2 separate regions of the Homo sapiens genome follow, and region 1 is linked to region 2. The links are chromatin contacts, found by Hi-C or POLR2A ChIA-PET in ENCODE. All regions are on one chromosome and are shown on one strand. Each heading gives the region's core, a stretch centred on a gene start or an enhancer-like site at or near the end of the contact. The rest is flanking DNA. Distances are from core to core; before and after follow the strand shown.

Evidence for each region. A loop is a pair of places that touch in the nucleus more often than their neighbours do. ChIA-PET counts read pairs that join two places held with the same protein, here RNA polymerase II (POLR2A). Pooled maps may share reads with other maps.
Region 1: POLR2A ChIA-PET joins it to region 2 with 19 read pairs in PC-3. The contact joins the promoter of AR here to the enhancer-like site in region 2. A Hi-C loop is called at or near these places in 5 of 50 pooled maps. POLR2A ChIA-PET finds 5 or more read pairs at or near these places in 2 of 52 experiments (PC-3 and Panc1).

Annotation. Positions count from the first base shown.
Region 1 is chrX:67,539,464-67,545,270 of GRCh38, reverse strand. AR (androgen receptor) reads right to left here and starts at 1,250. Exons shown (of 8, transcript NM_000044.6): 1 at 1-1,250. The coding sequence starts at 124.
Region 2 is chrX:65,594,979-65,600,298 of GRCh38, reverse strand. It overlaps a transcript of MSN not described here. Among named protein-coding and RNA genes, the nearest start is that of LAS1L, 63 kb to the right of the region's middle. Within about 2 kb of position 3,843, at least 20 of the 41 ENCODE cell types and tissues checked have a DNase peak (open chromatin) inside an H3K27ac peak, as active enhancers do.

The DNA.
Region 1 (5,807 bases), core at 1-2,500, 1.9 Mb before region 2:
GGTGCCTGGGGCCCGGGTTCTGGATCACTTCGCGCACGCTCTGGAACAGATTCTGGAAAGCTCCTCGGTAGGTCTTGGACGGCGGCCGAGGGTAGACCCTTCCCAGCCCTAACTGCACTTCCATCCTTGAGCTTGGCTGAATCTTCCACCTACTTCCCTTACCCCGCCTCCCCTTCTCTTGCTCAGAAGAGTTCAACAGGCTGTGATGATGCGGTAGTCGCTGCAGCTAGCTGCCCACCTGCGGGAAGCTCCAGAGAAGGAAACTTGCGGGAGCAACCACGCAAAAAGCGCTCTGACAGCCTCAAAGTCTCGTGCAGAAGAAGACACACGGTGGACAAGATCTGCCCTGCTAGGCTCACAGTCTGTCTCTTAATACTTGAAGGGTAGATTCAAAAGATGCCCAGATCTTAAAAGAAAAAAACAAAATCCTCCACCTTCCAAATTCAGTGTCCACTGAAGTAGGTGCAAATAAGAACTGAGTTATTATCTTTTTCTTTTATTTCGGCTTTTTTGTTTTTGTTTGTTTTGTTTTTTGGCTACTGAAGACCTGACTGCCTTTTCATCTTTTGATCTCTGGCTCCGCACTCGGGGTGGGGAAGGCAGGAGGAGGTGGAGAGAGAGTGGGGGAAAACAGAGGGTTCTCTCCGCGTGCAGCCTAACCAGGCGGGTCGTGGCTGCAGTGCTGAAGCCGCTCCCCAGTCGCCTGGCTCCTAAGAGCCTTCTTTGCAATGTGCAGCTAGCTCGCCCGCTCGCAGCCAAAGGGAGTTACCTCTCTGCAAACTCGGGCTGGCAGCGCTGGGCCGACGGGGGCGGGGGGGCGGGTGGGGAGAAGGGTGGTGAGGGGGGTTGGCTGAGAGTAGCCGACTGAGGCAGCTGCGGGAGAGAAGACGGGGGAGGGGGGGAAGGCAGGGTGGGGGGAGGCGGGGTGGAGAGGAGGAGGACAAAGGCAGCCGTCAGTCCTACCAGGCACTTTCCTTGCTTCCTCCGAGTCTTTAGCAGCTTTTAAAAACTTCACCGAAGAGGAAAGGGCAGCTCCGGGCGGCGGCTTCGAAGCCGCCGCGCTGCAAGAGGCGTTGGCTGTCGCTGGAGCCGGGCTGGGGCTGGCGTGGTGCGTCCCTTCGGCTCCTGTACAGCACTGGAGCGGCTAGCTCGGCCCTTTTTCCCTCTGTCGCCTCCTCTGCCTCTGGGCTTGCTCCGGACCGTCCCGCTCTCCCAGCAAGCTGGCTCCCCGGGATCTCGGAGGGGGCGCTGGGAGGTGGAGAGCAAATGCAACAGTTTGCGAGTCGGGTCCCGCCCCCACCGGGCCGGCCTCCTTGCCTTCCCACCTCCTTTTCCCTCCCCTCCCCTTTCCTTTTCTCCCCTCCCCTCACCGCGCGCTAACGCCTGCCTAGTGGCTTTGGAGAAACAAGTGCTGGCGCAGCGTGGGCGAGGGCAGGAGAGGCTAGCTCTAGCCCTGGAGGACCCCTGCTTCCTGAATAGCTCCTGCTTTCCTAAACCAAGGTTTAGGCGCCAGGGCTCCAGATTTCCTGGAGGCCAGCACTCACCAAATTTGGTTCCAAAGCCCAATCTAAAAAACCAACAGGGTGGAGGCGAGGGAGGGAGGAAAAGGACGATAGGAATACCTGCTCCTGGCTGCCAGGGGTTCTTTTCAGGACTGATAAGAGCGCGCAGATGGGAGAGTGGGAGAGTCTCCTACAAACTGAGGAGCAAGCCATGACCAAGCCAGCAGATACTTGCTGAAACCTTAGATTCCGTCATAGGGATAGATCGGGCCTCGTGGCATTGTGCCATTTGCTCTAGGAACCCTCAGCCCCAAGAATCAGAGGTCATTTCTACCCTCTTCTCTGCCTTTCTTCCTGTCTGGAATTGCCTTTAACCATGCATTTCTCATCCAGACTCTCAAAGGCAAAATCACCCAGACAAGCAGGTAAACACACAAACACTAAAAACACTTGCCATGTACACATAGGCGCTCAATTTTGTCCAGAGCTCTGTAAACGTTTGCTTTGTATGCAGCCGCTTGCTTTTCCAAGTTGCCTTCGCATATTTTAAACTTTACAACTGGAACTATCCAAGGATAGAACCTATATAGGGCTGCTTTTCGCCTCTTGATGGACAGCCAGGCGTAGAGGATGATGTGGGTTACTGCAACTGCTCTTTTGTGGAGGAGGTCCCATAAGCCCTGTGTAAAGGTGGAGATGCAAGTGGGAATGGAAAGAGAGAGAAAATGTAAACGTAAACCTATAAGGAAAACATCTTTCCTTTATGTCAGTAGAGACCCTGGGCCTCCCTATGTTTTAAATTCCTTTGACTTCTGATTCTGGGGAGGCTCTCTGTTCCAAAAGTCATTCCGAGATTTTTGCCTGGGTCTCTTTTGCTTTTTGCAGTCTTCTACAGAGAAAAGATGGGTTGTAGCTTTGTTGTAGCTTTATCTTGTGCACAGCCAAACATCATAGGCATTTACTTACCTTGACCAAAGAAGGTAACTCAAACCTAAAGGCAAGGAAGACTGGATATGATAGGCTCTATTTCACAGATGAACAGGCTGAAACAAGGACATAATTTGTTCTATGTTCCACATTAGTAAAACCTAAACTAGTCTTCCAGTCCATTGCTATTTGAGCTAGACTCTAGACTCATCAATCGCATTGTCATTTGGGAAATGGCTATAAATGAACCTTCCAGAACACAAAGGCCTGAAGACCCTTTCACCTGAGGAGGTGAAAAATTATTTCCTGAGATTTTAATGGCTACAGCCTTCCTTGAATATACCTCACCATATGTAAGTAGAATGCGTAGATACTTCAACCTCATTTGAATACTCATTGCAACATTTAATCCCACCACAACTTTCAACTAGCATTGCTCAATAGGAATTGAGTGGGCTGGCAGGATGGTAGAATGGAATTAACATAGGTCTCAGAGCCAGGAGAACTATGTGTCTACACACTAACAGTGAAGGAAGGTGCAAAAATCACTGAATGAACAATGGACAGGAGTGAAGAGGACACATAGACACAAAGAGGCCTGAAAAAAAATTAAGGTGAGAAATAATGCTCTGAAGTTACTCTGAATAAAAAGCAGTCTGACATTCAAACCTGGGTCTGAAAGACTCCAAAGTTTATGTTGCTTCCACATCACCAACATTGTCTTCACAGTTTCCACATCTGAAAACTGTTGCCAATATAAGTTACCCTCAGAAGGCTAGTGTGTCATTTAAAAGACATAATGTGTATAGAACAAACTTGTAAACAGGAAAGCATTCTACAAATCTGAAGGATTACTATGTTATTTTTATTTTTAAAGATGGTGCTGTCAACAATTATATCATTATCAGGAAAGGTTAACTACTATAAGCATATTAGGGCCATATACTTTATTTGGATTTTGAACTCTGATCTTCCAGCTCAAATCTCATTTTCTTCCCATTGCTTTTAAGAACAAGAGACAATTATTGATTAATATTATATAAGTTCACTGTTTGTACCAGCTTTCTTCTTCTTTCTCCTCCTGTTCTTTGCAGTTTTTTAGTAATCAAATGGAACCAGAGGTGTTCTCTCAGATTAGTCAGGTTGAGAGTAAGTTTCTGCTATAAGCTTCCTCTGCAACTTCAAGAGGGATTTATTAATAAAGTCTTCCCTAGCTCTTTGCTCTGGAAAGCCAGGATGAGCTGACCTTTGGAAAATGGTGACCATCGGGTTTTATTTCCTAAGTATCTCACACATCTGCCCATTTATTTCATCTCTGTTGTTGCCAACCTAGTTCACTTCCAGAAGGCACCGTTCTCTTCCACCTGGAGCACTGTAAATGGTCATCCTCCCTCCACTCTTTCCTAGAATCAGTTCTGCATTGTGCAGCCAGAGGGTTTCTTTTTAATAGCCGTACTGAGGTATAATTGATATATACAATAAACTGCACATATTTAAAGTTGCATAAATTGATCATTTTTGACACACGCGTGCACTCATGAAATCATCACTCAATCAAGATAGTGAATATATCTATGATTCCAAAAGTTTTTATTGTGCCACTTTGTACATTTTCCCTCCACCTCTCCTATACTCCTCCTCCTCAGGCAACCAATGATCTGCTTTCTGTCAGTATAGACTGTTTTTCACTTTCCAGAGTTTTATGTCAATGGAACTATACAGCATGTACTCTTTTTTTTTTTTACTTGCATCTTTCACTGAGCACAATGCCTTTGATGTACATTTAAGCTGTTATGTATATCACTAGCTCATTCTTCTTTATTGCTAAGTAGTATTCTATTGCATTGCTGTACCACGCTTTGTTTATCCATTCACTTTTGATGGACATTTGGGTTCTTTTCAGTTTGGGGCTACTACAAATAAAACTGCTATAAATATTTGTATAAACATCTTTGTATGGATGTATTCTTTCATTTCTCTCAGGTAAATACTTAGCCATGGAATGGGTGAGTCACAGGGTAGGTATACACCTACTTTTGTAAGAAACTTCCAAATCATCTTCCTAAGTGATTGTATCATTTTACATTTCCACTTCACCAATACTTGGTATGGTCAGTCTTTTTAATTTTAGTATTCTAATTAGAGGTGTCTTTCCCATTTAATTTTTATTTCTCCCATGAATAAAGATGCAGAGCATTTTTCATGTGCTTATTTTACAATTGTATACTTTCTTTGATGAAGACTGTAAATTTTTTCTCTTTTTTTTTTTTTAATTGGGCTACTTGTAATTTATTATGGGGGTTTTAGAGTTATGTATTCTGAGCACAATTCCTTTATCAGAAATATGATTCAACAATATCTTATCTGTAGTTTGTCTTCATTATCATACCAGTGTCTTTTGAAGCACAAACATTTTAAATTCTGATGAAGTCCAGTTCATCACTTTGTTCACTTATGAATTATGTTAACTTACGGATTATGGTGTCAGATATAATAAATCATTTTCAAACTCAAGATCACACAGATTCCCATCTGTGTTTTCTTCCAGAAGTTGTATAGCTTTCAGTTTTACATTTAGGTCTGTGATCCATTTTGAATTAAGTTTTGTAGACAGATACCCAACTTTTAATATAGATGTCCTATTGTTTTGGCACCATTTTTTGAAAATACTATTCTCTCTCCACTTTGTTGCCTTTGAATCTTTGTCAATAATTAACTCTCAATATATATTTGCATAGAGGGTTTTTTAGAAAGTTTAATCTGGTCATATTATTTCCCCGTTTAAGTCCTGTCACTGTCTCCCCATTGCTCTTAATAGAAAAGTCCAAAACATTAACCATACCCCACATGATCTGCCTCTCTGATCTCATCTCATACACCTTTCCTCCTGTTTTCTGAGATCCACTTACACTGGCCTTTATTCAGGTCCTCCAACGACTCCATAATCCTTCCTGCCTTTGCATATTCTGTTCCCTCTACCTGCAATGTTGGTTCATCCTTCTCTCTATTTATCTAGTTAATGCCTATGCATATCAGCACATCCAGGAAGACTTCCTGAACCACCTAGGCTAGCTCAAGTCCCTCACCCACTCACCTTTTAATATATTTTAATAGCACCCAGTATTTGTTGGAGGACTTCTCACAATCTGTTTTCCTCACTGAACTGTATGTTTCCTAAGAGCAGGAATCATGTTGGTTTTTGTTCATCATTGAATCCTTAGGACTCAGCCTGGTGTGGGACATGGTCATTGTTTAATAAATATTTTTTGAATAAATGAATGGATTTTATTTTCACAGAATTAAAATTCTGTTTCCAAACTGGGAGTTTTGGTTTTGGGGGGTTGCCAAATGCCCTGTGATTTCAGCATATTTAGGTAT
Region 2 (5,320 bases), core at 2,594-5,093:
GCAGGAGGTTGCTCACGAACATTGGGAGACACACAAACTCTCAGAGCAGCCAACAGAAATTTTTAAAAAGACACACACACTCCAATCATAAGCTAGGAAAAGACAGCTACCTGTCTGGAATTTTGGGTGGCTGCTTTTTGGCCCTCTGCTCATCTCTCTCCTTAGTCCCCCAACAATGGTCCAAATTCAGATCCTATGTTTTCTCTAAAGGAAACTTAGAAAGCCACCCCCAAAACCACTGCATCTATACCCACCCCCACCACACCACATCAGATTCTTATTACCTATCTGTCACCTGGACAACAGCAAAGATCTGTCACGGCTCCCTGATGTCAGTATCTTTTCTCCAATCCATCCTCCATAGGGCTGCCTGCCAGAGGGAATCTTCATAGAACTCAACCCTGTTCTTACTGCATCCCTTCTCAAAAGCCTCCCTTTCCTCCTCACTGTCATCACAAGCCAACCCAGACACCTGTCATTCATGGGGTGACCAAAATCTGGGACCCCTTTTTCATGCCCTCTGCCCTCCAGAAGGCAGATGACACCTTGCTTAGCTGCCTATTCATGTCCTCTTCAAGCACTCCTACCCCTTGTGCTATTCCCTTGAACTAGAACCACCCAGTTCTGCACCTATCAAAATCCTACCTACTTTGAATATTATTTTTTAAGATGGAGTCTCGCTCTGTCACCCACAATGGAGTGTCATGGCGCTATCTCGGCTCACTGCAACCTCCGCCTTACGGGTTCAAGTGATTCTCCTGCCTCAGCCTACCGAGTAGTTGGGACTACAGGCACATGCCACTACGCCCAGCTAATTTTTGTATTTTTAGTAGAGATGAGGTTTCACCATGTTGGCCAGGATGGTCTCGATCTCTTGACCTCATGATCTGCCCGCCTCAGCCTCCCAAAGTGCTGGGATTATGGGCGTGAGCCACTGCACCCAGCCTTACTTTGAATTTTTTTAAAGAATAAGTGCATCTTTGAAATTATTATTTTTTTTTTTGAGACGGAGTTTTGCTCTTGTTTCCTAGGCTGTAATGCAATGGTGCAATCCCGGCTCACTGCAACCTCTGCCTCCCAGGTTCAAGTGATTCTTCTGCCTCAGCCTTCCCAGTAGCTGGGACTACAGGCTCGTGTTACCATCCCCAGTTAATTTTTTTTTTTTTTTAATTTTTAGTAGACACAGTTTTCACCATGTTGGCTAGGCTGGTCTCGAATTCCTGACCTCAGGTAATCCACCCTCCTCAGCCTCCCAAAGTGCCGGGATTACCGGCGTGAGCCAGCATGCCCAGCCGCAACTAAAATTTTGGTTGTTGTTTTCATCCTTCAAGCCCTGACCCACAAGTCACCTCCTCCATGAAGTCTGCCTCTAATCTCCCAAAAGTGCTGTGTAATAGAACCAAACTTACCCTAGTCAGCCTTAATAGGCATGCATGTATGTTGTATGTCTTCGTCCTCAGAGGAAAGCTGATGGGGGAAGAGGGCAAAACTCCCTGATGCCAGTGCCTCTTCTGCAGCAGACAATGTGCTGGCACTCTTCCTGTGTTATTACATTGCCCGCAGTCCCTCAAAGACAGACTGACAAACCTCAAGACCTCTAGACTCTCAGGCCAGTCTGTTTTGAACTACTCTATCCTAGTCTTGGGTTTGAGTCCTGGCACTTCCACCAGCTTGCTGTGTGACTATGAACAAAGCTCAATTGCTCTCTGGCCTCGATTTTTTCAAGGGTTCTTTCACTTCTAGATCCTATTCAAGACGTAGGATTTTATGCAACTTCTCTCATGCGGCTGCCTGGGACTAGGTATGTCCACTATCATATTATCATATTCATTCATATTTTTTCTCTCTCTCTGTCTTTCCTTGTTTCTGTCTCTTTTCCCCTGTTTTTCTCTCCTCTCTCCTCTTCCCTTCTCTGTTTCTTTCTCTCTTCTGTTTCTCTCTCTGTGTTTCTTTCTTTTTCTTCCTGTCTCTGTCTGTTTCTGTCTGTCTCTAATTCCTGCTCTCTATTTTTATCTCTCCTCCATTTTTTCCTCTTTAGTCTTTCCCTCTTCCCCCCGACCCCACCTCTTTCTTTCTTTTCTCTGTCTCTTTGCCTCTTCCTTTATGCCTCTCTCTTCTCCTTCTCTGATTCTGTCTCTGTTTCATGAACTTCAACCTCAGAATCTGGCTAAATAACTTCCAATCCAAAATAGTTCTGGTGCTTCCTGAGTGTTGCTGGTAAGGAGAGGTAGAAATGGGGTCCCTCTGAGGTTTTCAGAAAGCCCAAGTTCCCTGCTCCTTGGGAAGGGTACCTCACAAAGTTAAGGAGGAAGACAGCAGGATGAAAGGTCTCATAACAGGCCCAGCGGGCTCCTACCCTCCAGCCTTTTACCCAAAGAAACAACACTGCCCACAGATTACAAAGTGTCTTCATCTCCTAAATGATCTGAGCCAGAAGTTCTTAGAAACTATATTCCTACTGTCTTCTGACCCCATCCCACAAAATCATTTTGCAGATGTGAAAACTGAAGCCCATGCATAGGAAAGGACTAGCTCACTATTACACAGTGAAGTAACAGAACTGGAACTAGAATGTTAGTGTTCTGACTCCTAATCAATCTCTGAAAAGGTTATAAAATTGATTCAATGTCTCCAGCCAAAAAGCACTATTGGACTGGGCATGGTGGCTCACACCTGTAATCCCAACACTTTGGGAGGCCGAGGTAGGAAGATCGCTTGAGCCTAGGAGTTTAAGACCAGTCTAGGCCACATAGCAAAACCCCATCTCTACAAAAAAAATTAAAAATTAGCTGGGCATGGTGTTGCATGCCTGTGGTCCCAGCTACTAGGGAGGGCGAGGTGGGAGAATCACCAGAGCTCAGGAGGTTGAGGCTGCAGTGAACTGTGATCACACCACTGGACTCCAGCTTGGACTATAGGGCCAGACCCTGTCTCAAAAATAATAAAACAAGGCTGGGCCAGGTGGCTCACATCTGTAATCCCAGTGCTTTGGGAGGCCGAGGTGGGAGGATCACTGGAGTCCTGGAGTTTGAGACCAGGCTGGGCAACATAGTGGGATGCTGTCTCAAAAAAAAAAAAAGAAAGAAAGAAAAGAAAAGCCAAGCATGGTGGTCCTAGCTACTCAGAAGAGGCTAAAGTGAGAGGATCACTTGAGCCCAGGAGGTTGAGGCTTCAGTGAGCTGTGACCAAGTTCTGCACTGTAGCCTGGGGAACAGAATGAGACTCTGTCTCAAATAAATGTATAAGAAATAAATAAAATAAAATAAAGCACTGTTGGAGTTATTTTTCTAGTAGAAGAAGAGAAAGCTGAGGATTGAAATGGGCAGAGTGGTGACTTAATCAATATCCAGATTGTGAACACTTAAAGGCAGGGTTTCTGTCACCTTTGTCTCCAATGAAAGCCCAGTACAGTATCTGGCCCCAGCTCAGTGATTAATAAATGAGGGAGGAGCTGTCATCAGGCATTTGAGGGACACTGCTGTCTCCTCTGGGACTCTGGGTATTTATGCAGACACTCCAGAAAGCTGGAAATCAGAGGACTGGGGATTTAGTCTCAGTCAGTCCAACACCAGTTCAGGTCCCCCCTCATTCCCCCCACCCCTCCATAAATGAGTTTCTTCTTTATAAAAGAAGAGGTAATGGTATCTGCCTCATCTGGCTCCCTGGAGCTTGAGGAAGCTGAAATAAAAAAAAAAAAAGAAAAAGAAAAATAGGAAAGAGCTTTGACAAAACAAGACACTACTCTGCAAATGTGATGGCTGGATGCTGTGGTGATGTCCCAGCTAGCAATTATGTTCTCAGCGGCAACTGTGGGCAATGAGTGAGTCATCTTCTCACTCTCAAAGCCAGAGGCCTTGAAAGGGGAGAAATGAGGTGAGTCTTTTCTTAAGAGTTTTTTGGAGGGGACCAGAGCAGACTCCCTCCCTCCCAAACACACACACGTACACACTATGCCCCAGATTCCAGCCTCCTGGGGATTCATTCATAGTCAGCTTAAGCAAGGACTGCATCCCTACCTCTGTTATTTAATTCCAAGACACTGGGGTCCCTAAGTTATTGAGGTTTCTTGGAGACTAGAAGTCAGAGTCCCCAGTTTCCATTCAGTCCCAGTTCTACAGCCAGCCTTGGGCTCCGGTTCTGATTTTCACTAATTTACTCTGTGGCTTCAGGTAAATTAGATTCCCTCTCTGAACTCTTTTCATCTATAAAGAAAAAAAAAAACCAACAGGATGAACTAGATGCCTAACATTATGTTTCTGAATCTGGACTGGGATTCAGAAGACCTGGGTTTGAGTCCTAGCTCTATCACAACGACTGTACAACCTTAGTCAACTTCTTTCCGGGGCCTCAGTTTTCACAACTATAAAATGAGGCATTTGGGTTAGATGCTTGGCCGTGTGTTTCAAAAGTTCTGAACTGGCATTCAGGAAACGTGGATTCTAGCCCTAACTGCCACAGAGTGAATCACTGTCTGAGTTTAGACTGGTCTCATCTCTTCTCTGGGCCTGTTTCTCTATCTTTATCATGAGGATATTCAAATATAAGTTATCTAAACACACCCTCTGATTCTGACAGCCTGTGGTTCTAGAATTTTACAAGCACTGAAAAGGAAGTGAACAAAGGGAGAGGCCACACCCAGAGTGATTTCTCATAAACTGGCAAGTGGTTGCCCTCTATGGGTCTGACTTGGAAGTGCAGGCCCAACTAGACCACTTGCTGTAGCAACCGCTAAAGAACTGAGGCCAGAGGGGGGCGCAAGAGATCACTGAGTGCTTCACTAGATAGGGCCAGAATCAGGCTGAGGTAGGCCTACAGACCTCCCAGTCCCTCACAATGAGAGACATCCAGATAAGAAGTGTGTGCTGGGAGACTGGACCTTCTCTCCTAGTGACTAGAAACAAGAGGCTTTCCAGGGCTGTGCAGAGAGCATGGCCAGTACGGTCTCTGCCATGGGCGAAGTGAGTAAATGTCAGGGGTGTGGATGAATGGGGGTGGAGGGTGACTGTGCTATGAGAGTGGGTATGGGAACAAGTTAGTTCCATGGCTGAGAAGTTTTCACATGAGGGGCAAAGATATGGCAAGAACTGCTCAAATTAAAGTGCTTTTCAGCATCCCCATCTACTCCCTTCCCTCCTCAGAGAAGATAAAATGTATGCCTGGGCAGAAAAAAGGAGTGACCTTAGTGTGAGAGTGAGAACCTAATCATGAGAAAGACTAGGGAGTGCTTGGTATTCAGGGAAGGCCCTACTGTCTACAGGATTTGTGGTCTCAGTCTTGAGGTATCACTAAATTTGAGGGGCTTCTTGGACTCAGTATTGCA